Linked DNA regions of Homo sapiens: region 1 is linked to region 2. The links are chromatin loops, found by intact Hi-C in ENCODE. Cell type or tissue: PC-9. All regions are shown on one strand. Each heading gives the region's core, and the rest is flanking DNA. Links, peaks and the distances in the headings are about the cores only.

Region 1 (15,619 bases), core at 276-8,275, 160 kb before region 2:
TTGAGATTCTAGATATTGATGCTCCTTACAAACATGCATAAGCCACATAAAAGTGACTTGTATTCTTATTCATCTCAAATGTGTTGTAGAAAAAGACAAGGTATATAATACAGATATAATTAAACATCAGGACATGTTTAGGATAAAGCAAATTAAAGTTAATTGCTACACTTTTAATGTAAAAATAAATCTGAGAATTTTTTAAGTTTTTAAATTATCAATTTGGAGAGTCTTGATATGTCATGATTAGATAAAGAAACCAAATTCTACCTAAACGGGTAACTTATTCTAAGAATTATTTTACACCTAAGAAAATACCTGATTTTAAATTGGATAAATGTGAGTTTATTGAATATAAGACTTTGCCAGAACTGTAACAACACGGGTTTGAACTGCACAGGTACACTTACACATGAATTTTTTTTTTAACCAATTGTTACTGAAAATACGTATTTGCTGGACGTGAAACCCAAGTATATGGAGGGTCAACTTTGTATACTCAGGTTCCACAGTACTCCAGGACTTCCAGCATGCTTAGATTTAGGTATACACAGGGGTCCTGAAGCCAATCTCCTGCATATACCAAGGAATGACTGTCGTTTGTTCAACAGGCATGCTATTAATCTATATGACTGAAGTAACATTTCATACTTCCATAAGCAATTTTTTAATAGTATTAGTTATACCCTAGATTTACTAAGACAAGGTTTTAACAAGTTAAGGGGGAAAAGGAATCATGTGCTAACAAAATACTAAAAGAAACTCCATACAGAATTGTTTCCCTGATAATTCAAATTAACATGAACTATCCAGGTTTTAAAATTAGACACATTTCACTGTGCCTCCATTAAGTGTGATTCGTCAACCAGGAATGCTTTAAAAGAGCCCAGAATTTTTTTTTAAACATAGCATCCATAGAATACACAGCCTATTCAACAAAAGCTGGGCAGTCGAGGGAGAAAAAACACAAAACAATGAGTTGGAATGCTTCGAGTTTTTGCTTTGGTGAAGAAGAGACGCTAAGGCACTTAGCAGCAGTAATAGAAGCTGAAAAAAGGGGTAAAAGTCAAAAAGGCCTAATGAATAAGCTGCAGCCCTGTACAAACCTAGGTTTTAGGAAAGCAGAAATTATGATCAAGCACAGCAAATTCACCTGTATAGAAAGAAAAAGTAGCAAATGTTCAAGAAGAGAGGGTATGAGACCACAAGAATTCTGAAACACTGATTCTTCAAATGTTTTAATGATTTTCTAGTTTCCTTTCCCAGGTCCCATATATAGGCGTGAAGGAATCAAGCTTTCTGTCTCTGGATTTTCACGGGAGTCTCTCTTCACACAATTCAATTCACCTTCACTTGAGCTCACCTGAGTCTCACTATGCATTTAGAGGAACCTAACTAGACACCAAGAGATGAAGAATCAAGAAAATGTTTGCTGCAGCCATAAAAAGGAATGAGATCATGTCCTCGGCAGGGACATGGATGAAGGTGGAAGCCATCATCCTCAGCAAACTACCACAGGAACAGAACACCAAACACCACATGTTCTCACTCATAAGTCGGAGTGGAACACTGAGAACATATGGACACAGAGAGGGGAACAACACACACCAGGGCCTGTTGCGGGTGGGGGCTGAGAGGAGGGAACGTACAGGATGGGTCAGTAGGTGCAGCAAACCACCATGACACACATATACCTATGTAATAAACCTGCACGTTCTCCACATGTATCCTGTTTTTTTTTTTTTAGAAGAATAAAAAAGAAGAAAATGTTTGCATTCCTTTAACCCAACAATCCCAATTCTTTATCCCTAGGAATTTATTTGCAAGAAAAAAACATATAGAAAGATGTTCACAGGCTGGGCATGGTGGCTCATGCCTGTAATCCCAGCACTTTGGGAGGCCGAGGCAGGCGGATCACTTGAGGTCAGGAATTCGAGAGCAGTCTGATCAACATGGTGAAACCCCGTCTCTACTAAAAATTCAAAAATCAGCCGGGCGTGGTGGTACGCGCCTGTAATCCCAGCTACTCAGGAGGCTGATGCAAAAGAATCACTTGAACCCAGGAGGCAGAGGTTGCAGTGACAGTAAGCTGAGATCGCGCCACTGCACTCCAGCCTGGGCAACAGGGCGAGACTCTGTCTCAAAAAAAAAAAAAAAAAGTTCACAGCAATATTACATAAAAACTAAGAAATAAAACATTCAAAATCAGAATGATTTCAATCAGCAAATATCAACTCAAAGTATAGGTATTAAAACCATGAACACTAAAACTTTGTTAAATTCAATTCAATGCTGCTAAAAAGTCAAAATCATATGTAATTATATGATCAAAACATTTTATGTATGCAAGTTCAGTACTAAGGAGTTGTGCCAGAATCATGGGGACAGTCTCATTTGCCTTAATACTCTAGTTTTAAACTTTGTTTATGATAAATTCATAAAATATTATTTTAAAAAGGCAAAACATGAGTGTTTATTGAATAAATACTACAATACCAATAAATATACCTCAAATTCACATTTTACCCATGAGCATCAGAATTACATGAGGAGGAAAAAAGAGGAGACAAAAAGGAACTGAGAATGAAACAGGAAAATTCAGGGAAGAACAAAGACAAAGTTTTAAAAGCAGGGAGGCAAAACTGAAAAATAAAAGTAAAGAGGTTGAGACAAAGTTAATTTAGCTCTGGGTAATAAGAACCAGGTCATTAAAATTTTCTAAGTCCACAGTATACAATTCAATACATGTTTGTTGAGTTGAAAAACATGGAGACATGTAGACGCTCATGTTGTTCTTTCACACATGGAAGAAATAACACTGGTGATTTTTGCTAACTCACAACCCGAGTTTTCACAAAAAATGTGTAGTATTTTTACACATTTAAGAAATGGGGTCTCTATATATACACTGCTCAGGCTGGACCACATTGGCTATTCACAATCCCTATGATAGCGCATTGCAGCATCAAACTCCAGAGGTCTTCCCACTTCAGCCTCCCAAGTGGCTGGAACTACACTACAGGCATGTACCACCTAGCCTGGCTTACCCTTTCTAATATTAGTTACCTCTTTAACCTCATCACACATAAGTCATAATAGATTCCAATCTGAATGCAATAAACAGCCAGTGGTGGCAAATAGGATTTCTCTGTCAAGAGAACCAGGAGAGAAATATCCATGGAACAATAGGAAAGCAAGTCCAAACTATTTTAAAACCACATTCCACACCATTGTCTTTTATCTTTCACTCGGACATAAATCTTTCAAGAAACTGATAAAGATACTGACCCGCTTTCTCAAAGAAAAAAAGTATCCACACTCACTAAGTTTTACATATAATCTCCAGGTTTCTGGATTCCCTGAAGAATATGCACGGGCCCCAGGTTTAAAATCCTGCTCTATATTGAGAGTTTTCATTCCTGCCCTATCTTAAAAGAACTAAAAAAAAATTATAATAAGTTAACACGCATAATATGTAAGTCGTGTTTCGTCAGAGTACGTATTACAAATACTAATCAAATAGTTTTAAAATTCTATTTACTCGCTCTCCTATAACTTACATTTGTTCATACAAAACCTGAGACACATCACTGAGTTAAATTTTACAAACTTCTCAGAAGGCACAATGACCCAATTTATATTAATATAACAAAGAAGTGAAACCTAAAATTTTAAGTGATATAAAAATCTGGCGGCAATTATTAGAATTTCAATAGAGCTGCTTAACCAAAAAGGATAATATATTTATGTATATACAAGACACACCACACTGTCTATATAATAAAACAATGAAACTGTTTCAGTGTGGGACATGTGAAGACACATCACACAACCATTTAAAATAATTAAGATTGTAATGCAGCAAAATACATTACACAGCAGAAAGACTAAAAGTTTTGTGTTGAGTATTATATACACTCATAGATGATACCTAAAAAATGAGAATCATTACATTTTTTGAAGGGAGATTATTACAAACATTTTACTGTTTGGTTAATTGTTCAACTTTTAAAATTGCACATTGAAACAATAATTTAAGTAACCAAACTGAATGCACAGTACTAAACTTTTAAAAGCTTAAATACATAAACATAAGAATTGTTAACATTATGAGAAAAAACTGAGGCAGTTTGATAAGTATACTATTAAATTTCAAGTAATACAACAATTTTGAATTATATTTTTTACTATAGTGTTTCAGTTGCTCTTGCTTCTGCTATCCTTTTCTTCACATTAAAAACAATGAAAACAAATGACACAAAAAAACTAATTTTATCAATATTTCTGTCCTTCAACTGACACAATTTTATCAGCTGGGGTGGCTCAAAAAAACCATTAGCAAAAACTTAACAAATCAAAATTCAAGACTGAAATCTGAACACAGTGAAAATCTTTTTCCACCACAAAACATACTAAGCAAGCAGACACATTTGAAAAAAACAAAAACAGTAAGTTGAGGGAAAGGTAATTTTCAACACAGGAATGCATAATTTCATAAAAATTCCAGTATAAATCAATGTCTGGACAACTAAATGAATACACCTTTAAGATATACAGGCTTCCAGAGTAGCCTATAAGAGCTTTATTTCATTATTTGAATACAGTTAAAATATTACAGAAGTAGCTGTGAGGCCTAAGCTGAAAGCTATTATTATAGGTTATTTGTAAAAATAATGTTCATAGGTTAAAAAAAACAAAAAACAACAAAAAAAACTATCTGTAATCTGATCACACTGAATCTAAATACTTGGCATTCCAAACGTGCCACACTCTTCATACCATGTTTACCTTTCTTTAAACCCACATTACTATCTTATTTTTTTTTAAACAGACAAGTTAATCTTTTTTTAAGAAAAATGATTTATGGTAAGTACTCTACAGTGATAAAAAGTTTACTATTGGTAGCCAAGTATCATTTAATTAGATTTCCATTCTGCAAAAGGTTTAGATACAATGAACTCCTCCTGCTAAAAGTAAATATTAGCCATCATGTAGTTGATAACCTTCAAATACAGTATGCGTGTTATATTGCAGATATATCCTGAGCAAAAGTAAATTATTTTAAGATTAGTGAATAGCAATATAATGAGGCAGTAAAATGGAAGGCAAGAGTCTTGGCTTTTAGTCCCAATTTGGCCTTCACTCAGAGTCTTACTTAAAAATTTTTATCCATGAGTTTCTTCTCACATGGCTTTAGGGCCCAAACTACTTGCATGATCTTGGATATGTCAGCCAAAAAATTTAAGTGGCCCCCAGCTGGTGGTGCCCAGAGTACCCGTGGCAGAAACAAATGCATAACCTCTTTGGTGGACTCCTTCCCCAAGCCAGGCTCCTTAAGGTTTTTAAAAATTATTATCCAGATATAAGCCCACAACGCAAAATAACAGAACACGTGATAAGCCATCATGAACAAGAGGCAGCAGAAACGAGCTAAAGAATTAGATCTCCAACTGCACTCCAGCCTGGGCGACAGAGCAATACTCCGTCTCAAATAACTAACTAAATAAATAAAACCAAATGGATAGGTTAAAAATAGTTGCAAGGAGACCAATTAAAATGACTTTCAGTAGTTTAAGTAGATCTAATGACAATAAATCAATTTCAACACAGAAATACTTGGGTGGAACAACTAATAAGAAAACGCAACTATCTGAAAGTGAGTGAGGACACTAATAAGACAATTCCAACATGTCATGCCTGGAAGGTTCCATAAATGAGGAAACCCCTTGACAAGATTAAGAATATAGGAATAGGTTCCTATCTGGGAGTTCTAGATCAGATTTTGAAGAAAATATGGGACGACCAGCTAGAAAAGATCAGCAGTCAACCAAGTGGGAAAAATCAGCAGTAAGAGGCTACTATGGATTCTAAATCAGGCAACCAAAGGAAACACCTTCTAAAGTTCCATTTAAAGCACTTCACCTTATCCCTGCAATCAAATCTAAAAATCTTTGCCATGTCCTTTGTATGAAATCTCCACCTATCCTTCAAAACCCAGCTTAAATCAAACCTATGAATATGTAATTTCAACTCTCTTCCACAATAGTCTTTATTATTCATTTGTTATTTAGCACTGACCATATGTCAGGACTGCTCTAGGACATTCTGAGTAAACAGCAGTAAAAGGGCCACAAACCCTGCACTCACAGAGCTAACATTCTACTAAGTGGTAAGACAGACCAACAATTAGTATGCAGTATATGAAAGGGTAACAAGTAGCAAGAATAGTGATAAGGAGGGAAGAGAAATAGGGAGCACAGGAAGATGTGGACAGTCATTAAATTTTATTTAATTTTTTTTAATTATTTAATATAGAGACAGGGTTTTGCCATGTTGCCCAGGCTGGTCTCAAACTCCTAATGGTTAAAATTTAGAGTAGAATGATCAGAGATTATCTCATTTTTAAAAAATGACATCTCAATAAAGACCTGAAGTAAGTTAAAGATAGAGCCATGGTGCTATCCATATCTAAGTGAAGAGCAAAATACAGTGAATGAGGGAAGAGCAAGCACAAAGATCATGAGACAGTAACATACCTGCTATATATGAGCAAGAGCAGTAAGGACAACGTGGTTCGGGTAGAATGAACAAAAGGATAAACTGATGAGGTCAAAGAGAATTTGAAAGGGAGAGGGGATGTGGTTAACAATTCATGTAGTTTCTTACAGGAAAAGGATTGTGGCTAACACTCTCAGTAATATGGGAAAACTACTGGAGGGGTCTGACTAGGGAAGGGTGTAGGGAGAAAGTGAAATCAGGGAGAACTGTTAGGTGACAACTGAAATAATTTAGAGATGATGGTAGCAGGTGAGATGGTCAAATTTTTGATACTTTATAAAGGTAGAGCCAAGATGATTTGTTGATGGACTGGATGTGGGGTACGAGAGAATAAACAAAGCCAAAGGCAATTCCAAAGCTTTTAGACTAGGCCAAAAACAAAGGAGCTGCCCTTTACTGAGATAGGGGAAAAGTGGCAGGGACATGGTTAAGGCTGGAGATAAGGAGTTAGGTTTTAGGTAAGTGGAGATGTCCAGGAGACAGCTAAATAAGAGTTGTCACATGACAAGTGAAGGCTGGAGATATAAATTTGGAAGTATTCAGCAAATGGACTATATTTAAAGCCATAAACTTGGATAAAATCCCAAACAAATGGGTATAAATAGAGACCAGGTCTCAAGACTGAAGCACTGAAATTCAACAACAGGAAAATGAAGAACTCTCAAGGGAGACTGAGGAGAGCTATAAAGAAAACTAGGAGTTTGCTGTCCCGGACGCCAGATGAATAAAGTCTATTAAGGAGGAGAGACGGACCAATTTTGTCAAATGGGGTTGGTAAGTAAAATACAATGAAAACTAGTAATTGACTTCTGAATTTAGCAACACAGACGTTACTGGTGACTTTGACCAAAGCAGTAGAGTAGTGGTGATCAAAACCTGATTGAAATGAATTTAAAAGTTAGAAGAACTCTAGCAAGTGTGGACAACTCTTTGAAGCAGCTTTCCTATGAAAGGATGCAGAGAAATAAGATGGAACTTGGAGGAGAATATGAGGTTAACAGTTTGGTTTTTAAAGATGGGAGAAATTACAGCATGATAATATGCTGACAAAAAAAAAAATGATCCAGTAAAAAGGGAAAGAACAATGATGCAGGAGTGAGAGGCAATGTTTTCAAATAGCAAGAAAAGACAGAATTTGGACAAGTAGATAGAGTGACTGGCCTTAGATGGTAGCACAGCCAGTTCATCTGTAGAAACATAAAGGAAGAATATAAAAGCACAGACCCAGGACAGGAAAGGAGGTAGACGGTATAGACATTTGTGAAAATTCTGTTCCTAATGCTACTATTCTCTTTACGAAATGAGAAGCAAAGTCATAAGCAGAGAATAAGTGGAAAAAAGATGGTGGCCAGGCACGGTGGCTCATGCCTGTAATCCTAGCACTCTGGGAGGCCAAGGAGAAAGGACTGCTTGAGCCCAGAGTTCAAGACCATCCTGGGCAACATAGCAGAACCCTGTCTCTACAAACAATAAAAAATTAGCTAGACGTGGTGGCATGCACCTGTAGTCCCAGCTGCTTGGAAGAATAAGGCAGAAAGATCGCTTGAGCACAGAAGCTCAAGGCTATAGTAAGCCATGATTTCACCTCTGCACTCTAACATGGGCGACAGAGGGAGACCCTCTCTCAAAAAAAAAAAAAAGACAGTGTTGAAGGTCTTATAAAACACATTTTAATTATTGCTGTAGTTTTCATTCTTTGTAAGTTGCACTCACTTTAATCTTCCACTGAAGTTTTTGAATGCAGGGTATTTGACAGTGTTCACAAATAAATTTGCCGACTTTAAATGAATTTATAATCTCACTGCGAAAGGAAGTATATAGTATCTACAAACCTAACTAGAGCAAAAATCCTAACTTGAGCCTCCATATGGTTCTACTCTTCCAGCTCAAGTACCATGTCTACAGCTAGTTCTCCTCCTAAAGTTCCAGAGCACTTATTCTCTATTTACACAGACATGCATATAATTCTATGAGACAGTAAATGGTTTCAACTAATATAGCAAGGCAGCAACATACTGCAGTGTGATAAAGAAAATAAAATTGAACTCAAAATCTAAAACAAATCTAAATACATACAAAAATTTAGTTTGCTCTAAGTTATTTCTAATCAGTAGAAGGCTGTATCATTCAAATCAACTAAAAACATCCAAATAAAGTTTCAAACATAAGAAAAAATATAAAGCACTTGAGGGCCGGGCGTGGTGGCTCACACCTGTACTCCCAGCACCTTCAGAGGCCACAGCGGGTGGATCACTTGAGGCAGGAGTTTAAGACCAGCCTGGCCAACATGATAAAACCCTGTCTCTACCGAAATACAAAACTTAGCTGGGTGCGGTGGCACGCACCTGTAATCCCAGCTACTTAGGAGGCTGAGGCAATGAGAATCACTTGAACCCAGGAGGCAAAGGGTTGCAGCAAGCCAAGGTCACACCACTGCACTCCAGCCTGGGTGACGGAACGAAAATCTACCTGAAAAAAAGAAAAAATATAAAGCACTTCAAAACACAAGAAAATAGGCTCATTTTACATAGTTCTATATGTTTAAATGTTTGTAAGTATATTCCATTTGCAGTAAGAATTTTTAAAAATAAATGACTCTACAAATCATTTTGAAAAAACAAAAAATTCAATGAGAAAAATAGACAAAGCATTAACCATTTCCTGAAACGGCCATCAAAACGCAAAAACTCATCTAAATTCCTATTGTCCTACTCAGTCACTACACCAAAAGTATAATGGCCCCGGAGTGCACAACGCAATTATACAATTATCTTTTAAAATAAGAGGAAAAACATTCAAAGCAAGCAAAAGACAAAACAATCCAGGAAATCCAAACATTGGAATTCCCCAACATGGGAATCCCATTTACAGTATCTTTTCTAAGATTAACTTTATAGACCACACTAAAATTTCAAAGCTATGGTACAATTTCTCCTTTTAAACTGCAACACAGTTATTTCTATGACTCACATCTTATTAACACACCACTTACTTCAGCAATATCCATTCTAAAGTACTGCTAACCCAATGTGAAATGAATACAACTAATGCCAGAAATGAGTAATGAAATTTAATTTCTCCATTAGGTATCATGTCACAACAAATGAGACTTCTATTTTTTAATCAAACTTTTTTCCCTTTAATATGAGAATAGATCAATCCATTTGAACAGCTTTCCCAAGAAACTGAAAAGGAATTGCAGAGGTCATAGCTGCTGAAAGTATCTTTTAGACTTTTGCTTACTCATCATGCCCAAACCAGCCCATTTTCTCAGGAAAAGGCACTGCTCATTTAAAAACACTTCCATGGGAAATAATCTGGTTAAAAGTTTATTCGGTAAAAAAAAAAATCTAATTTATAATTAGACAAACTGAAAGCTTTAATACCAAAAAAGTAATAACTTTTTAAAATAGTCTTTCAAATCAGTTTTCAAATCACATAAAATCAGTTTTTGAAGACAAAAGAACATGTCATCAAAACTGTTCAAAAATTAACACTACAACATGAAATTCATACCGTAAAACAGCTACACCATGTACAGAAGCTTTCCTCCCCTTAAAATCTACCATCTTGACCTGCTTTTCCTTTCATAAGATTTCTGAGTAAGAAAGGGCCATCTAATCCAACTAGCCACTCAGAGATTAGACCCAGCTCAACAGGCAGCCAGCCTATGTTTGAAAAGCAGGGATGAATACCTCCCATAAACCCCTTTTATTCTTTGGAAAGACAAGTTCTTTTTAGTTTTGATCCAAAATCACATCATCCTATAACTTCTCCCAGTGGTCCTAGCTCTACCCTAACCATAACAAATCTGTCCAATCCCACTACCACAGGGTAGTCTTAATAACTGATGCTTAAACTTAATGAAATTAAATTTAGCAGCAAATAGAAAAACTTACTTCAAAATTTATCATTCACAAAAATTTATCATCCTTTGGAAAAGTTTAGCTAGGGTATTAAAGTTGAACATAATGGGTTAATTAATAAAATATTAATAAAATAACTCTTAGGTGTATCACCTTAGGTCACTCAACAATGGAAGTACTAAAATGATCAGATGTTTTAGGTATTATGTCTCTTCTGGGGATATTCTTGCTTATCCCCAGAAGAGACATAATACCTAAAACATCTCACAAACTGAACATGAAATGTAAATTAGAACATCAAATACTATCAAAAATGACTACTGAAAAAGTTTTGCTTATGTAAATAAGAATTTTTAATTCTTGTCCAAGAACACCCAATTAAAGGCAAAATAGCCCATATACACACAAAAAGTTTGGTATATTATCACAGTGCCATTTCAAATCACTAAGTTAAAAAAATAGATTTAATAAGTAGTATTGACACAAAAGAGAAAAAGACACAAGAGAAAGCTTGTTTGCTTTTCCAAAGGCCAGAAGTCTCCATTAAGATTGTACAACCTTAAATTCTCATCTACAGTTTCTGCCAATTCCCCCTACTGCCCCCTTCCTACCACAAATATTGACATAAAAATGGCTCACGGATCACCTGAGGTCAGGAGTTCCGAGAACCACCTGGCCAACATGGCGAAACCCCGTCTCTACTAAAACTACAAAAAATTAGCCGAGCGTGGTGGCGGGAGCCTGTTAATCCCAGCTACTCCGGAGGCTGAGGCAGGAGAATCGCTTTGAATCTGTGCTTCTGTGCGGCAGAGGTTGGCAGTGAGCCAAGATTGCGCCACTGCACTCCGCCCTGGGCAACAGAACGAGACTCTGTCTCAAAAAAAAGAAAAAAAAAATGGCTCAATGGCCACAAAAGCCCTGGGACTCAGGAAAAACTCTTGGGAAGGAAAAATCTCTCTGGAAAAAAACTACCTCTGTCCAATCTAGTCCGTACAGTATAGTATTTGCAGATATACTCCTGCCAGAGGTGAACTTCCAGTCAAAATAAACAAGAGTAGCACATACAAACAGGGAGTAGATCCCAAAAAACTGATAACAGAATGTGAAAGACTATTAAAACAAAAATTTCAGCCATGAGAGTTATAAAAGAAATCAGAAACACAGAAAACACTCATAAAAAAACAGAAAAATTAGAACTTGAATTTTATAAATTATGTGTACATACATATGTACACAGACATACAAACACCCAGCAATTAAAAGCTAAATGGCCTGATAACTATATAAAGTTGAATTATCAAACAAGACAGACGATTAAAAAACTGACAATGTACCACAAAAAATTATACATAAGGGAAAATATGAAAGAAAAATTAACAGACATAAAGGATACATGAGAATGTCCAATAAATCCAATGGGAATTCAAGGAGAGGAAAGAACAAAGAAACACAGTGGCTGAGAATTTTCAAAAACTGTTGAAAGCTATGGATCTTCCAATTCAGGAAAGGCAACAAAATTTGAACAGAATAAAAGATATTTAAACATTTGTTGTAACGTTGTGTAACTCAAACAAGTCTTGAAACCAATACAGAAAAGAGTACCGAAAAATTTAGACTTACATAGTACTTAGCAATAGAAGCCAAAGAATAATGTAATAAAATCTCCATAGAAACAATGACCATTAATTGCCACAGAATTCTAGACCCTGCTGAACACTGGAATATTAGTTTTTAGAAGCAATAAGTCTGTCAGCTCTGCAACAAACAAAACTGATCAACATTAGTAAATAATTAGTAAAAATTAATTCAGACTTTATATGAAATTTACTAATCCAGAATGTAATTTTTTTTTTTAATGAACAGTACCTCTTTCCAACCAGAGTATGACTGATTGAGGAACCAATATTCTTTTTTTTTTTTTTTTTGAGATGGAGTCTCGCTCTGTCGCCGAGGCTGGAGTGCAGTGGCGGGTTCTCGGCTCACTGCAAGCTCCGCCTCCTGGGCTCCCGCCATTCTCCTGCCTCTGCCTCCAGAGTAGCTGGGACTACAGGCGCCCGCCAACACGCCCGGCTAATTTTTTGTATATTTAGTAGAGACGGGGTTTCACCATGTTAGCCAGGATGGTCTCAATCTCCTGACCTCGTGATCCGCCCGCTTCGGCCTCCCAAAGTGCTGGGATTACAGGCGTGAGCCACCGCGCCCTGCCGAGAAAGCAATATTCTTATTATTTCACTAGGGATTACAGCTGACCTTTGCTTTTCTCTAATAAACTTTTCAGGAATGCACAAAGAAGAGTGCTAGCAAAGAGTTTTCCCTCTCTGGCCCCTCAATTACTCCAAGCTTCCGTATACAAAGCCATATGAAATTAGGACAAATTTTCACAGATAGTTAAGTACACCAATTAAATGGTGAAAGCCTGAATTTTTTTTTCTAAACCTTACAATCTATTCTGTAGTCTACATTTTAATTTCTACATTCCTACAACCTACATTTCTACTTTTTTTTTTTGAGATAGGGTCTGACTGTCGCCTAGACTGGAATGCAGTGGCACGATCTCAGCTCACTGCATCCTCCCCCTCCCGGGCTCAAATGATTCTCTGGCCTCAGCCTCCCAAGTAGCTGAGATTACAGGTGCCCGCCACCATGCCTTGTTAATTTTTGTATTTTTAGTAGAGATGGGGTTTCACCATGTCGGCCAGGCTGTTCTCAAACTCCTGACCTCAAGTGATCTGCCCGCCTCGGCCTCCCAAAGTGCTGGGATTACAGGTATGAACCACCATGCCAGCCCTTCTACATTTCAATTTTAATGTTCATATTCCACAGGGAAATTCCTATCATTGCTATTTAAGAAACAGCAAAGAGATTCGACATCTACGCAAACAGCAAAATTGTGAATAAACAGCAAAATCTTACACACAATCTAAAAACAAGTACAAATGAAGAATCCGATAAACTTAAGAAATGTTCATTCTGATTCACTGAAATTAAGAGGCATTTGCTTTAATACATTCACAATCTTATGTGTTTATCATTCTCTGAAATTGTACCTTAAGAACTATGGCTTAAGAAAACATTCCCTGAAGACTTTTACTCACTTATTACACAAAGTTTAGCTTATACTACTCAAAAAGTGTAAGCCAAATGAGTAACTCCCCTTTTCAAATACATGTTCTCCCATCTATCTGGGAGCCCAACACAGAGTCCAACGCACAATGTTGTCAAATATTTACTTCTCTGAACATAAATAACTTTATATAGGTGGTCCTTGTGAGTTCTTCCCTTTGGATTTTTTTTTTCAAAATAATCCTTCATATATACAGTATATACTAATCCTATTTGTGTTCACTGGTACTCTGAAACACAAAATCAAGGATGTTTTATCATGATATGGACTTCACCATAACGTTCTATTCTTGAAGCTGCAAAAAGAGTCTATGACAGAAAAAACATCAAAAAGTACAGATATAATTACCTTGAATTGGAAATAAGTGTAGCTTTGATATATTAACAAAGTTTAAGTCTACAGTGGCAAAAAAAACTTTGTCAAAAAAAAAAAAAGGTTCTATTCTTTTGACATCACTCGCAATAATAGGAAACCTAAGCAAAAAATTAGTGAGAGACCCGATCTTACTAAGAACCTTAGGGAGCTAACGCCAAGAAAAAGTAGTCCTTGTGATTTCACCAACTGAAAGTTGGTTTAAGTATGTCAATTATGTAATTAACATAATTAAAACACAGCACACCATGAACCTTCAAAATTTGTGATTGCAAAGACTGCCTTCCAGACAACAGAAATATGAGGTAAGAGGATGAAAGATGATCAGTTATCAGAACCTAAAATATAGCCACAAGTAGAGGCTCCTATCCTATGGTCATCCTTAGAATCCATGTTTACAACACAATCACCTCAACAGCCATGCAAAGACAGATGTTGCCTTCAACAGACACAGCTGCCATGATCCTACATTTCAAGTTCCATGAAAGGCTTCTGCTTTCCTCACTATTAGAAAATGCCTAAGAGTTAGGGGGAAAAAAGTAAAAGCTATTAAATATCATGTACTAAAAATAGAAAGTAGTCAAATTAAAATTGATGAATTTATTTTAGGTAAATCCAGACAATGTTACTAAAAAATATAGGCACATCAAAAGCCATCCACTATAAACCATTTATTTATTTTATTTTTACTTTTTTTTTTTTTTTTTTTGCTATTGAGTCTTGCTCTGTCGCCCATGCTGGAGTGCAGTGGCACGATCTCAGCTCACTGTAAGCTCCGCCTCCCAGGTTCACACCATTCTCCTGCTTCAGCCTCCTGAGTAGCTGGGACTACAGGCGCCTGCCACCACACCCAGCTAATTTTTTTGTATTTTTGGTAGAGACGGGGTTTCACCATGTTAGCCAGGATGGTCTTGATCTCCTGACCTCATGATCCGCCCACCTCGGCCTCCCAAAGTATTGGGATTACAGGCGTGAGCCACCGCGCCCAGCCGCCAAACCAGTCACTATTAAAAAAAATCACTCCGATACCTTTTTAAATAAAAGGGTTACTAAATCAGGAAAACCCAATACACATTATGGAATGTCTGATTTTGTCAGAACAGTCAATAAAGTAAACAAGCTATCCTTGGAGACAAGATTGATAAATCCTGAACATGGCTGAATACTGGCATAAATTGAAGAATATTTAAAAGGTTAAACAATAATATCCCAAAGTTGACAATTAATGGTTTAGAAAGTATCTTAACAATGTACCAAAAAACTAAGCCTGACCTTACTAACATTTTAATCAATTAAAGATAATCTTGCCAGTTTACAAATGTGTTGAATATGAGGATGAGAACAAAGGGCAAACCAATTAAAGGTTTCAGAACGTAAGATTTGTATTATCCTGTGTTACTCTGAGTTACCTGGTTAGAATAGCAGAAATTCTGACAACTAGTTCAGATAAGCTGGAACACCACATTACTAAGTCTACTACAGACTTAACCACATAATGAGCTGTTCATTTAACTGGTTTTCATCAAAATGGCTCTTGAAAATTACCACTTTTCAAGCAATGACCTTTTTTGGTATTAGTGACTGTTTACCTAAGCACACACAAAATATTCTATAGAGTGAAATTTCAACATTTATGATTTCAGACTCAATGTTTTATTCAACGTAATTATTTCCCATCAGCGTAAATCATATGGAACAG
Region 2 (15,619 bases), core at 4,614-12,613:
AGTTGTTTGATAACAGTATTCGGGGTACCTACTGCATAATGTCAAGTGGGTGTCTCTGGTTCAGGCAGTGAGTAGTGTAAGTAACGAGCGATTGAAGGCAAAATGGCTCGCTGCCTGTTTCCGTACAAAAGCAGCCCTGGCAACAATCCAGACTGATCTGTCCTTGGCCTATTCATTATTCTCTGCGCAGTGATAATGAGTTTACTGCTTTGTGGGCTTTTAGGTAAGGGGAAGAGATGAGCTTGGCTTAATGCCTGCTGACTCATAAGACGCAGGGGCCCTGGCCTGCCTCTGATGGGATGCATGCACTTAAATCAGGAACAATTTCTATTTCCTCTCCAGCAAAAACGCTGCGAGGGGAGGCTAGTCAAGCATGCAGAGCTGGAGACCTAGGAACTCTATCTCTGCTTCTGGGGACTGGGGGTAGAAAGAAGGAAAGAGCAGGCACAGTCCTTCCTCAAACCTCCCCTTTAGCTGCTCTACAAACATGCTGCCGCTAAAAAGCATTAGAGCTGCTGCTGATTCCTATCAGGAAGGAATTATACTAAGCACGCCTAGCATTTATGAAAGGCTGCCTATCTTTTGTTAGGCATTATCTGGATGCAAAAGCGAATCAACAACCTTCCACTCCTTAAGGAGTGTGCAATCCAGAAGGGAGTGTAAACAATGAAATGTAGGACAAGGTTAAATGAAACACAGGCCAAATTGTTATGGGCATTCAGAAGAAACACTGTGTCTTAGCTTTGTCTTGGGAGATCAAGGAGGGCTCCACACAGAAGGTGGCATCTGAAGGCTAGGAAGGATTTCCGAAGACAGAGAATCGAAAAATAACATTCTCAGCTGAGGGAACTATAGGAACAATGATACTCAGAGCTTTTTCAGAGCCTGGAAGTGTCATTTGGGAACTGAAGATGGGAAGGTTTATGTTTGTTTGCCCAGGCTCAGGAATTTGTGTTTTATTCTAAACTCAGTGTGGAAAACAATGCAGATTTGCGGAAGCATGGAGTGAGGTAAACTTTACATTTTAGCAAGGTGATCTGGGTTCTAGAAATGTACCTGAAATTTACTAAGCCCCTGAGCATGGCTAGGCACTATACTAAAACTTTTAGACATTGTCTCTTTAGGCAATTGCTTTTAATGTCCTTATTTTGCAGATGGGAAGACTGAGGCTGAGTGAGATTAAACATCATGGCCAAAGTTAACTTCCGTTAGCAGGTCCTAACATCACAGGTTTTGCAGCCAGTACCACTTACAGTTACTGTATCGAAGTCTTTTTTTTTCCCCAAGACCAATGTAAAGATCAAGGCTATATAAGAGGACGCTTTTTTTTCTTTTCTTGAGACAGAGTCCCCCTCCGTCATCCAGGCTGGAATGCAGTGGTGCAATCTCGGCTCACTGCAGCCTCCACCTCCTGGGTTCAAGTGATTCTCCAGCCTCGGCCTCCTGAGTAGCTGGGATTATGGGTGCCCACCACCACACCCAGTTAATTTTGCATTTTTAGTAGAGATAGAGTTTCACCATCTTGGCCAGGCTAGTCTCGAATTCCTGACCTCAGGTGATCCTCCCACCTCAGCTTCCCAAAGTGCTGGGATTACAGGCATGAGCCGCCGCACCTGGCCCCATTTTATTCGCTCCTTCCAATACAAGCAAACCTAGGGATACAACCAGAAAACTGCCACGTGAGGCTAAAATATGCTCTTGCTCCTTCAGAAAACAGCACAAGTTCATCAGCCCAGAAAGTTCTCAAACATTCTCAGGACAAGGGACACTGAGTCCAAAGCCTATACTTTTAGCCACAGCACTATTCTGCCTCCCAGTATACAGTCCTAGTATGGTACTTTTCAGCAGAAATCCCATATGTCTTCCAATATTCTTTAAGACAGTACTCTTGAGGCTAAAATATTCTAAACAAAGAGCTGAGTTTCCAACAAAAAGTGCTTTAGAAAACTGAGTTGCACAGAGAATGGGGTGCATAGAAATCTGGGGCATGCACAGCCAAATAACTTGGGTCTGTAAACATTTATCAGATTATTTTAAAGTGATTTTGCAACATTTCCTCATCAAATGCCTTACAGTTCTGGAAAAGGGCAGATATAAGAATTCCTTTATCACTTGGTCAGGTTTACAGATGGAGACACCAAAGCAATGAGAGTTTTAAGAGGCGCTCAGAAAGTCAGTAATCTCAGCACTTTAGGAGGCTGAGGTGGGAGATCATTGAGCCCAGAGTTTGAAACCAACCTGGGCAGCAAAATGAGACTCTATCTCTACAAAAAATTAAAAAATTAAAAATTAAAAAGTCAATAGCAGGGCTAAAGAGAAATCTAGATTCCTGATCTTGAAGCACATGGTTAAATCGAAAAATCATATCTCCATGGGCATCAAGGAGATAGAAATGGGGATGGAAAAAAGGCACTGTCCTTTCTCTTAAAAGTAATATGCACTTTTATAAAATACTCTTTTTGTAAGAAGTAAAATATAAATGTTCATTGTAGAAAATTTGGACAATACCAAAAGTTCAAAGAAGAAATGAAACCCACCAATAAGCTCGGTACCCAGAAATATCCCCTGTGAATGTTGGTATATTTCCATCCAGGAGTTTATGTGCTGTTATCATTTAGAGACAGACAGCCCTTCCATTCTACTCCATTTTCTGAGAGCAGGAATCTGAAAGGTAGATCTCAATCAATAATTGATGCCCCCACTGCATGCCCAGCACTATGCCAGGCACCATGGGGTCAGAAGGAAGACTGCACTCCTCACTCTAAGAGGCTACAGTCAGTTAAAGAGATAATACACAGACCCAGAATCAGGGAGCTGGCAAGAGCATCATATGAGCAAACTGGCTGCAGGAATTCAGAAAAGGAAAGCTGGCTGGGAGAGGCTTAATGGAGGAAATGATCTGGAGCGGAGGTATGAACAACGTTTAGACTCAGGATTGCAGAAAGAAGGAGAAATGCACTCTGGGGTTGAGCAGGTGGAAGATGGGACAAAAACAGCATGGACCAAGGACAGTTGGCTTGGTTCCTAAGGATATTGGCCTGGGTTTAGAGATTAGAGGGTGTGAACAGAGGCCCTAACATCACAGGTTTTACAGGCAGTGCTACCCACAGTTACTGTACCAAAGTCATTTCTTTTCCAAGACCAATGCAGAGATCAAGGCTATATACGAGGATCCATTTTATTCACTCTTTCCAATTCAACCAAACCTAGGCATGCAACCAGAAAACTTCCACGTGAGGCTAAAACATGCTCTTGTTCCTTCAGAAAACAGCACAAGTTCATCAGCCTGGAAAGTTCTCAAACATTCTCAAAGCTGATGTCCAGGAAGTGCTAGGTCAGGGCATGTGCTATAGGAGGGACCACAGGGGAAATGATCGTACAAAATCATGGCACAAAGTCAAAACCCAGCATGCACCAGCCAAATCCTGCACATATGCCAAAAACTGAATTCTGCCACCTTAGTAACACTGAAAAAAAATATATCCTGGGTAAGAGGTGGTGTGATATCTGAGAAAATCCCAAGGTTGTATCTTGGCAGCTCTATTCCCGGTGTGACCTTGTGCAGTGACTTAATTGCTTTGCCCTTCAATTTCCTCATCTGTAAAATGAGGATAATAGCACCTGCCTCATACTTCTGATGTAAAGATTAAATGAAGTAATGTATACAAAGCACCTTACACCACATCTGGCCATTGAGTAAGCCCTGGGTAAACACTGGTTCCTCTTCTTTTCTTCCCACTAGTCTAATATTAGAAAGCCAGATCAAAAGGGTCAGTGTGATTTGGGGAAACTAAAAAACAGAATATGATGCTAATAAGGCTTGAAGCCTCAGACCACATTCAAGGTCTCCAGGGCATTGGTAATGTCCAACTTCTTTACATGGCTCTAAGGTTCACATCTGTCTGAGATGTCACAGCTTGATCAAGGCCTCCTCTATACCATATTCAGCATAAAGTGTTTTGAGACAGGATCTATAATAGGATGCTGGAGTGAGGCCAGCATAGTTGCCCTGAAACCCTGCCTCCTGCCCCCAGCTCAGGTACCAAAGGAAGGCGACATGGGGTATTGAAACAATTTCCAAAGGTTTAGCTCACATAAGCGGAATAGAGACAGAGAAGGGAAAGTCCTCAACCTAGAACACAGATTAATTACCAGGGAGCCAGAAAAAGCTAATAATCCTAGTTGACAGGCAGCCAAATGACTTGGGGTAGCTCATTTAGAGTGTGGGTGTTATGCAGCCCAGAAGACAAACACGTGTAAACAACAGCAGGTAAAACATGAACCAACCTACTTAGCAAGTTAGATCAAGAATCTATTGATTGCCAAGTCTCTTTGAGTCCTGCAACACACTTCCTCTCTGTCCCTTCTGTTAAAGCAAACTAAATATGGCCCAAGAAGGACCCCATACTTCTATATTTCAGTCCCTGTGGACGAACTGTAACCTAGCTTAATAGGCAGACAAGATTGAGAACCTAATTTAGTAGTATGTGCCTGTAACAATAGCTGAGTCTTGGCCAATCCCAGCAGCCATGCTTCAACCACTCATAGACTGCTGAGTGTTCAAACTGTGTTCAAAGAAGGCAAATGCCAACCTGTAACCAATCCAACTGTTTCTGTACCTCACTTCAGATTTCTGCATGTCACTTCCCTTTTTTGTGTCTATAAATTTGTTCTGACCACCAGACATCCCTGGAGTCTCTCTGAATCTGCTGATTCTGGGGGCTGCCCAATTCACGAATCGTTCATTGCTCAATTAAACTCCTTGAAATTCAATTCAGCTGAAGTTTTTCTTTTAACACTTCATTCCACTGTCCCTGCCCTAGTTCAGGCCCATATTACCTCCTGTTAGCTCAGGGACACCTTCATTTTCTGAATACACAACTCAACAAGTTCTTCACTGATCATCAAATAAAATCTACATTTCCTAACCTGACATTCAAAACCCTCCATAATATGATCCACATCTTAAACAACACATTCCATTTCAGGATCCTTATGCTTCAGACAAACCAAAGCCAACAAACCTAAGCCTTTGTATTTTTCCACCTCAGTGTCTTTGCTTGAGCTGTTGTTTCACAGCCATTCTCACGTATTCTTTGTGTTAGTTACCTAGGGCTGCTGTAACAAATTACCACATCCCGGGTGGCTTAAAACAACAGAAATGTATTCTTACAAGTCCAAGATCCAGATGTCAGCAGGGCTAGTTCCATCTGGCAGCTCTGAGGGGCAATCCGCTCCATACCTCTCTCTTAGCTGCTGCTGGCTGCTGGCAGCCCTTGTCATTCCTTGGCTTGGGGCTGCCAATCTCTGCCTGTCTTCACATGTGTGGCCTTCTTCTCTCTGTGTCTCAGTGTCTCAAATCTCCCTCTGCCTTTGTCATATAAGGACACCTGTCATTGGATTTAGGGCCCATCCTAAATCCTGGGTGGTCTTATCTTGAGAGCCTTAATTACATCTACAAAGTCCCTTTTCTAAGGTCACAACCACAGGTTCCGAGTGGATATGTCTTTCGGGAGGCCACAATTTAACCCGTATACCCTTTAAGACCTTGGTCTCTTGCTGCCTCCTTTATGAAATATGCCTTGATGTCTAGCCCCAGGAAGGAATTTCTCCCTCCTATGAACTGCCAAGAAACTCAACTGAATTTGACTTTGTGATATTGTGTTTGTATGAACAGCTTATCTTTGAGTGAGTTGCCTAACTTCTGTAGGCCTCAATTCCTCATCTTTGAAACAGAGATGATTATTACATTTATTTTTAGCATTATTTTGGGTTTTGGTTTTTTTTGTTTTTGTTTTTTGAGATGGGGTCTCTCTCTCTGTTGCCCAGGCTGGGAGTGCAGTGGTGTGATCTCAGCTCACTGCAACCTCCACCTCCTGAGTACAGGCAATTCTCCTGCCTCAGCCTCCCAAGTAGCTGGGATTACAGGCATGTACTACCATGCCAGGCTAATTTTTGTATTTTTAGTAGACACAGGGTTTCACTATGTTGGCCAAGCTGGTCTTGAACTCCTGACCTCAGGTGATCGGCCCACCTCGGCCTCTCAATGTTCTGGGATTACAGGCGTGAGCCACTGTGCCCAGCCTATAGCATTATTTTGATAAAAAGAAGTTTTAACGGACTTAGAACACTAGCCAGACATAGCAAATCATCCATATGTGCTATTATTATCCTTATCTTTATTATCATATATTGTCCCTACTATATTGTAAGTTCCTTAAAGATAGTCATCTTTGCAGCCTTCATGGATTCTAAAAAGTATCTCGCACAGAATCATGGACGAGCGAACATATCAGGGAGAAGGAGGGAATGACAGCTAAGTCATCTTGAGATAGTCAATACAGGGACATGTTTGGAAATGTCGTGAAGAGTGACTCCTCTATGCAACATTCAACCAGCAGGAAAGTACTCAGGTCTTCCCCGAAGTGAAAAGTCTTGGTCAAAACTCCCTGCCAACAGTTTTCCCTTTGATTTACAAGCAGGACAACTTGGAGAGTTGCCAGTCTGGTGTTTCCAAGTACAGCATATCCAAAGAATTCCTTTCATAAACAGCATCATTTGCTGATTTGTCATCATGGTAATTATATTTTATTATTCCCACTGTACACTGTACCTCTTAGCACTGATGTGGTTCTGAAATAGAAGTGAAAAAAAGGGGATAGGGGAGGGGCTGACTCCCAGGCTTAAGGGAAGAGTGACTCAGTGGCCCTAGGGAGCCTCTTCTCAGGAACTGGGTAGGTGTGCTGACTCACTTCTGCCTCCGGCCTCCTCCCAAAGGTTGCTGCTTCTCCAGGACCTCACAGGAGCTGTGGAAGCCTTTAGTGGTGGCTCTGGTAATTCTCTACACACACCATAATCTTCCCCTACATAATCCCATGAGCTATTTTATAAAGCTGCCTTCTAGAAGGCCAGTGCTCTAGATACGTGGTTCAGACCGAAGTCTTCTAGAAGATTTTTAATTTTTATGGGTACCTAGTAGATGTATATAGAAGATTTTCATTGTTAGTACAAGTACAAACACATACAAAAATCCATTCCTAGTCAGGTGCACACAAAGTGGAGTTCAGGCCAGGCATGGCACTTTGGGAGGCCGAGGCAGGCGGATCACCTGAGTTCAGGCGTTCGAGACCAGCCTGACCAAAGTGGTGAAACCCCGTCTCTACTAAAAATACAAACAAATTAGCTGGGTGTGGTGGTGTGCACCTATAATCCCAGCTACTCAGGAGGCTGAGGCAGGAGAATTGCTTGAACCCAGCAGGCAAAGGTTGCAGTGAGCCAAGATCGTGCCACTCCACTCCAGCCTGGGCGACAGAGTGAGGCCCTGTCTCAAAAAAAAAAAAAAAAAAGTGGAGTTCAGAGCAGACAGAAGCTGAAATCTTCATCCATATTTTCCCAAGCAAATACGGTAAAACCTAATCTCCCTGTTTTGCTGTGCGTGGCAGGAGACAGGTAGCTACTGTCTGGGATCAGACATCCCTGATGTGCTCAGCGTGGAAAATGGTAAAGCAACTCTCTCCTGCCCAGAATCAGTGCTGATTGATTGGTTCTGTTTCCATGAAACAACTGCCAAAACGATGCTTATAAATAACACTTCCCAGTTATAATATGCTTTCTAAAAGAATGCATTATTTATTGTAGAAACGCTGTGATGGAATATGTTCACACAGAAAGAAAATAATAGGGATCAGTCAAGGGAGAAAAAGAAACTTGTGAAATTTTAATTCTTGTCTTTAATATTACGTGAAATTAAGCCATTTTCCTGAGAAACTTTAAACACAGCAAGTCTTCTTTATGGCCAGTGTATAGCACTGCCTGAGAAGGAAAGCTGCACCATTATGATTCAAGATTTTCAGTGGACTGGGGTTGGTGAGCAAAGACTATGGAGATCAAGGTTATCTGTGTTGTGCTTCAGCAGCTCCTGACTAAGCCATTACACAGGCTCCTTCCCAGATGCTGAAGTTCATGCTCCACCTCCACCAAAAAGGGGGAGGAAGAATTACTGTGGGTTTTTATTTCAAACGATTACTGAAAGGACAAGAATTCATTGAATTTTGATCTAGAAAAGGCCTCTGTGCAGTGCTCAAATCCACCTCCCTATTCTTGTGTATAAAATCACTGTCTGGAAACTGACAGCTCCATGTAGAGATCAATCACACCCAATGTCCATGGCTTCTAAAAGAAAGAGAAGGCTGCATTTAGCAAATATTGCCACCATTAAAAAAAAGTTCTCTCCCAACATGGCTTCTAGAAACCTAATCTCATTTATGCAAATTCTTTTCCGTTTTTTCCTGGGCAGCGAAATTGCCCCTCACATTTAACAACCATCAAGATAGTGTGAATGTGGATTACTCTACAAGCACTTTCCGTTTAGCTCCTATAAATAGGACCTCCTTGTATAAAATAGCACATATATTCACATTGACTGATACAGTAACTAATCTTATTTATTTTTGGAAGTACCCTCTGGTCTTCTGCCATGGAGAAGTAGCTACCCTTTTTTTCTTTAACATTTAGGGAATGCATGCTCCCCCCCCTTTTTTTTTTCCTCTCTCCCCTCAAAGCTGTTTGTTTTCTCCCCAAACCAGAAGGTATTCCCCTCATGGAGATGAAAGTGCGCCCCCTAGTGAACAATGTTTCTCAACATCCCTCCAACACTGAATTTCCATCTTCATTATTCTTGCCAGAGAATCCCAGGCCCCAGTGGTGACGTGACTGCATTTGAGAGGTTGAGGTTCAGTGCCCAGGGCTTAGGAGCTTTTCAAGGGACAGTAAAATTGTTTGAGAGCTAAGAAAGTCTGTTGACTCCAAACATTTTTTTCTATTCCAAAACTGAAATTAGTGAATTTGATTAAATGTCTATAAAATATCAACTAATCATAAGCAATTCAACTCTTAAATTGTTACATATAAATTATATTTAATGTAGAATGTAGGTTCATTTTTAAATTGTCTATGAAGAGGCCAGGCATTGTGGCTCACGCCTATAATCCCAGCACTTTGGGAGGCCAAGGTTGGGGGGGGATTGCTTGAGCCCAGAAGTTCAAGACTAGCCAGGGCAACATAGCAAGACCCTCAGCTCTACAAAAATTTTTGTTTTAATTTCCAGCTAATTTTTTAAAATTTTGTGTAGAGATGGGAGTTTTCACCTGTAGACAGGTGTGTGGTACACACCTGCAGTCATAACTAATACTTAGGAGGCTGAGGTGGGAGGATTACTTGAGCCTGGGAGGTTGAGGCTGCAGTGAGCCATGACCACACCACTGCACTCCAGCCTGGAGTGTCTCAAATATATATTATATGTATATATGTGTGTGTATATATATATATATATATATATATATATATATATATATTTTTTTTTTTTTTTCTGTGAGGAGGGACAGGTCCTCTTAAAATACGAGTAAAAGCCATATTTTCCATAGAATTGACCTCTGTTCAAGACTCTTCATGACCATGAATATGCACTCCTGTCTTAACATTATTCTTTTAAAGATTCTAATAACAATACTTCATACTTGCAAAGTGCTTAGTAAAAGTTTACGTATGGCCACAGCACAGTGACTCACGTCTATAATCCCAGCACTTTGGGAGGCCAAGGCAGGTGGATTGCTTGAGCCCAGAAATTCAAGACCAGCCTGAGCAACAAGGCAAAACCCCATCTCTACAAAAAAATACAAAAAATTAGCTGGGTGTGGTGGCGCAAGCCTAGAGGCCCAACTACTTGGGAGGCTGAGCGGGGAGGATCACCTGAGCCTGGGATGTCAAAGCTGCAGTGAACTGTGATTGTGCCACTGCACTCCAGCATGAGCAACAGAGTGAGACCTTATATCAAAAAAAAAAAAAAAGTTAACATATGCTTCTATTTAAGGCATTTAATCTTTACAACAGTAAATTGAGAAAGAAAAGAATGAATTGGATATAGTAGTTTTTCGGTTTTCTTCTTTTTTTGCCAAAGTATAAAATATTATAAATTCTGAAGCCAAAAAAAAAAAAAAGTCAGAATCAAAACAGATAACCACCACAGTTCAAAAGAAAACAAACTAATTTGAAATGGTCTATGTAAGCCTTTGGTAAGGGACAATACATAGCAAATGACTCCATAGTCAGACACTCTGGGACGAGTTACTCAACCTCTCTGTGCCTCAGTATCCTCAACTGTAACGTGGGGACAAAAAGAGTATTTATCTCACCAGGTCTTCGAGACATTTAAATGAGTTCATATATGTGAAACACTTAGAATAGCGTGTGGTACATAGTAAGAGCTGAATAAATGCTAGCAATTAACTGTTAGTCAATCAAACCATAGCAATCTTTGATTCCCAGAAAAGAATAGCTTAAGATTTTGGGCTGGGCGCAGTGGCTCACACCTGTAATCTCAACACTTTGGGAGGCCGAGGCAGACAGATCACCTGAGGTCAGGAGTTTGAGACCAGCCTGGCCAACATGGTGAAACCCCATCTATACTTAAAAAAAAAAGTGCAAAAGTTAGCTGGGCGAGGTAGCACGAGCCTGTAATCCCAGCTACTCCAGAGGCTAAGACGGGAAAATTGCTTGGACCCGGGAGGCAGAGACTGCAGTGAGCTGAGATCGCACCACTGCACTCCCCGCCTGAGTGACAGTGCAAGACCCTATCTCAAAAAATAATTTAAAAAAAAACAAGATCTTGTATAAATCTCAAACAACTAAAACACTCACAAAACAATCACTAATATTATATTTTGAAACATTTTACCTGGAAACAATCTCAAACTTACAAAAAGTTACAGGAATAAAAATAAGGAACGTTGGTACACCTTTTACCCAAATGAGCTTATTACCATTTTATTCCTCTATTATTTGCATGGCACATCACTGCAAATTTGTGTCTCTACTTATTATAATTTTGATGTATTTGTTTTCTCTTGTAAAGTAACAAATTACCACAAATTTAGCAATTAAACGCCAACTTACAAGCTCGCAGTTCTAAGACATCTGAGTATAGCATAGCCAGCTTCTTTGTTCAGGATCTTTACAAAGCTAAAACCAACGTATTGGCCATGCTAAACTCCTTTCTGGAAGCTCTGGGAAGAATCCACTTTCAAGCCAATTCATGATTGATGGCAGTCATAGGACTGAGGTCCCCATTTCCTTGCTGGCTGTCAAATGTGGGCCACTCTAAGCTCCTTGAGGTACCCACATTCCTTCCAATATGATTTTTATTTTTTTAATTATTACTTTAAATATTATTATTATTTTTTGAGACAAAGTCTCACTCTGTTGCCCAGGCTAGAGTACAGTGGCGCAATCATGTTTCACTGCAACCTTAACCTCCTGGGCTCAAGTGATCCTCCTGCCTCAGCCTCCCAGGTAGCTAGGACTACAGGTGCATGCCACCACATCTGGCTAATTTTTTAAAAATTTTTTGTAGAGATGAGGTCTCACTATGTTGCCCATGCTGGTCTCAAACTCCTGGACTCAAGCAATCCTACTGCCTTGGCCTCCCAAAGTGCTGGGATTACAGGAGTGAGCCACCATGCTCTGCCCACATTCTTTCCAATATTTGGCCCCATTTATCTTCAAAGCCAGCAATGAAAAATCTCCCTCATGGCAAATCCTTCTCAGATTTTGACTCTCTCTCCCAAAGAAGAGCCAGTTCCTTCTAAAGGCTCACCTGATTAGGTTAGGCTTACCGAAGAAAAGCCTGGATACTCTTTCTCAAAGTCAAATGATTTGGGACCTTAATTACATCTGTAAAGTGCGGCATAGCAGCACTTAGATTGGTATTTGAATAACTGGGAGAAGGTGTGTATATACTAGGGATAGGAATTTAGGGGGCATCTCACCGTTCTGCCTACCACATATGATGAGAGACTTTATAAGTCTATGTGTAAGACTGGTAGGGCTGCCACAACAAAATACTACAGTCTGTGGTGGCTTAAACAACAGAAATTTATTTTCTTACAGTTCTGGAGGCTGGAAGTCCAAGATCAAGGTGTCAGCAGGGCTGGTTTCTCTTGAGGCCGCTCTCTTTCATTCGCAGATGGCTGCCTTCTCACTGCATCCTCACCTGGCCTTCTCTGTGTGAACATCCCTGGTGTCTCTGTGTGTCCAGATTTCATCTTCTTGTGAGGACAACAGTCAGATCAAATCAGGGCTTCAACATATAAATTTTGGGGGGAAACAATTCAGTCTATAACAGTCTAATAACAAAATTAAGAGCTAATATTTGAGCTACTAGGCAGGTACTGTGCTAAAAAAATGTGTAGGTTATCTCAACACAAACCTTTAAATTAAATACCATCGTAAGCAATTATATGAAATTCCAATCTCATCAAAATGTTTCCTTTATTCTTAATTAGAAATTCTGTAAGACTTGTTGTGATTTGATTCTTAGAATGAGCTGTCTCTACTATAATGTGCTTCCTATGCTACGTTCTAAGGTCAGTTTCCTTCATCCATCCAGTTTTACTGAGCAGATAAGCTTGGTACAGAGACATTAAAATTAGTTATCAAAATTCTTGCTCTCAGAGAGCAAAATCTAGTAAAAAAGATGTATTTTATGTCTGCCTCTGTACATTTTTTTTTTTTTTTTGAGACAGAGTCTCATTCTGTTGCCCAGGGTGGAGTGCAGTGACATGATCTGGGCTCATTGCAACCTCGGCCTCCCAGGTTCAAGAAATTCTCCTGCCTCGGCCTCCTGAGTAGCTGGGATTACAGGCGCACACTACCATGCCCAGCTAATTTTTGTATTTTAGGTATAGATGGGGTTTCACCATGTTGGCCAGGCTGGTCTTGAACTCCTGACCTCAGGTGATCCACCTGCCTCAGCCTCCCAAAGTTCTGGGATTACAGACATGACCCACCACACCCGGGAATCTGTACATTTTTACGTATCTTACATAAAAAGTGTCAATTATAGGCCAGACACGGTGGCTCGTGCCTGTCATTCCAGCACTTTGGGAGGCCAAGGCAGGTGGATCACCTGAGGCCAGGAGATTGAGACCAGCCTGGCCAACAAGGTGAAAACTCGTCTCTACTAAAAATACAAAAATTAGCTGGGCATGGTGGCAGGCACCTGTAATCCCAGCTACTCGGGAGACTGAGGCACAAGAATTGCTGGAACCTGGGAGGCGGAGGTTGCAGTGAGCCAAGATCTGCACTCCAGCCTGGGTGACAGAGCAGACTCTGTCTCAAAAAAAGAAAAGAAAAGAAAAAAGGTATCAATTATGTTTATAAAGTTGTTCTACACAGTTAAGCTCTTATGCAGGCACTGAAAATTAAAATAATGATTTCAGGAAAGAGAAACCCTCTCTGAATGTTTTGCGTTATTTTCGTGAGATTTCCTCAACCCTAACTGTGCAGCAACACACTGTTTTGTATGTGGCTTTAGACGGAACGCTCAGTGACTGGAGAAAAACCACGTGGGATTTGATGGTGAGAAGTAATGATAATGTAAAAATACTACACCTGACTAGGTAAGGTGACTCATTCCACTCACTCTGCTCAAGAGAAAAAAAACATCCCTGGCGGAATGCAGTGGCTCATGCCTGTAATCCCAGCATTTTGGGAGTCTGAGGCAGGAGGATGGCTTGAGACCAAGAGTCCAGGACCAGCCTAGGTAACATACCGAGACCTTGTCACTACTAAAAATAAAAATTATAAAAATAAAATTAGCCAGGCGTGGTGGCACCCGCCTGTAATTCCAACTGCTAGGGAGGCTGAGGCAGGAGCTTGAGTCCAGGAGGTCGAGGCTGCAGTGAGCTATGGTCGCCTGTCACCGCACTCCAGCCTTGGCGACAGGGTGGAAACCTAGTATTTAAGTTTCTTAGAAAAACGGCTGGGTGCAGTGGCTCACGCCTGTAATCCCAGCACTTTGGGAGGCCGAGGCGGGTGGATCACCTGAGGTCAGGAGTTTCAGACCAGCCTGACCAACAAGGTGAAACCAGTCTCTACTAAAAATACAAAAATTAGCAGGTCATGGTGGTGCGTACCTGTAATCACAGCTACTTGGGAGGCTGAGGCAGGAGAATAGCTTGAACCCGGGAGGCGGAGGTTGCAGTGAGCCAAGATGGCACTGGGCGAAAGAGTGGGATTCCATCTCAACAACAACAACAAAAAATCCCTTTTTTTTTCTCACTTTCCATGCACTTGCACCGAGAATTTCTCTCCTGGGAGCAAAGACCACATTGCGAGTATCGAAGGAAATCAAATCTGCAGGCCCAGGCCCTTCCCAGCTGCGGGCAGAGTGGGGTGACTGCCCCCAGGCGAGACGCCCCTCTCCGGCCCACCCCTAGCCCATCTCCGCTTCCCAGCGCCCATGGGCCGGTAGCTGGGTTCCGCATCCCGCTCCAAGCCCATCGCCCAACGCTTCTCTCGCGCCCTCTGCAGGAACCTGGGCCGAGGGCCGCCCCGCCTCGCTGCCCCCAGGCTCATAAATGGCCTCTGCGCCCTGGCCGGAGCGGGTTCCGAGGCTGCTCGCTCCGCGCTTACCCTCTTACCCGCCCCCACCCCCAACAGTGGGATTACGGTCCATGGAGCAGGAGGAGACCTACCTGGAGCTCTACCTGGACCAGTGCGCCGCTCAGGTGAGGCTGCCGCCACTGTCCCAGAGTCAGGACCCAAGTCCCGCCCGGTCCTGTGCCAAGGGCTTTGCCTTCGTTCCTCTTAAAACTCATAGCGACCATAAGAGGCGGGCTTGGTTTCCCAAGTCATTAAGTTGAAGGTTAGAAGCTTCGAAAAGTGAAATAATTTGACCAAGGTTGCCAAACAGAGCTCGAACTTCATCTAGCACGAATCCAGAACCGTTCACTCAGTTACCAGATTACATGGCCCTTCCCAGGTTGTTCTGGTTTTTGATTGATTGATTGATTGATTGATTGATTTTTCTCTGAGATGGAGTCTCGCCCAGGCTGGAGTGCAGTGGCGCGATCTCAGCTCACTGCAACCTCCGCCTCCTGGGTTCAAGCGATTCTCGTGCCTCAGCCTCCCGTGTAGCTGGGATTTCAGGCACACGCACCACACCTGGCTAATTTTTTTTTTTTTTTTTTTTTGAGACAGAGTCTCGCTCTGTCACCCAGGCTGGAGTGCAGTGGCGCGATCTCGGCTCACTGCAAGCTCTGCCTCCCAGGTTCACGCCATTCTCCTACCTCAGCCTCCCGAGTAGCTGGGACTACAGGAGCCCGCCACTACGCCCGGCTAATTTTTTTGTATTTTTAGTAGAGACAGTGTTTCACCGTGTTAGCCAGGATGGTCTCGATCTCCTGACCTCGTGATCCACCCGCCTTGGCCTCCCAAAGTGCTGGGATTACAGGCGTGAGCCACCATGCCCGGCTAATTTTTGTATTTTTTAGTAGAGACGGGGGGGGGTTTGCTTTTCTCCCCAGGCTGGTGTTGAACTCTTGACCTCAAGTCATCCCACCCACCTTGGCCTCCCGAAGTGCTGGGATTTCAGGCGTGAGCCACCACTCCTGGCCCCCCGCCTGGTTCTAAAGGACATGCACAGAGAGTGCATTGTGCTAGCTGTAGTGACTTCAGGTTCCCACGGGTTTCTGCTTTGACAGGGGAAACAGAGAGCCCCTGTCCCCTGCAGCATGGATGCCAGTACTAGGCCTCCCTCTAGAAGTCAAGTCTCTGGTGGAGC

Evidence for each region. Peaks named below come from ENCODE experiments on the same cell type or tissue, not always from the same donor. Only the 100,000 strongest peaks of a DNase experiment are listed, where the experiment ranks them.
Region 1: a loop joins it to region 2, with 4 times the contacts of the local background. A loop is called at or near these places in 5 of 110 quality-filtered maps.

The regions. Positions count from the first base shown.
Region 1 is chr14:55,595,165-55,610,783 of GRCh38, reverse strand. The region is part of intron 1 of KTN1 (kinectin 1); the gene reads right to left. Among named protein-coding and RNA genes, the nearest start is that of KTN1, 23 kb to the right of the region's middle. In PC-9, for the core only: no CTCF peak of the experiment used is centred there; DNase peaks (open chromatin) are centred at 923 and 4,763; H3K4me3 peaks cover 450 bases; H3K27ac peaks cover 2,767 bases.
Region 2 is chr14:55,439,341-55,454,959 of GRCh38, reverse strand. It overlaps TBPL2 (TATA-box binding protein like 2), which reads left to right and starts at 14,344. Exons shown (of 7, transcript NM_199047.3): 1 at 14,344-14,564. The coding sequence starts at 14,511. It also overlaps a transcript of FBXO34 not described here. RefSeq lists enhancers at 6,076-7,275, 7,040-7,540, 8,615-8,704. In PC-9, for the core only: CTCF peaks have their summits at 8,405 and 8,605 (motif pointing left); a DNase peak (open chromatin) is centred at 6,669; H3K27ac peaks cover 2,760 bases.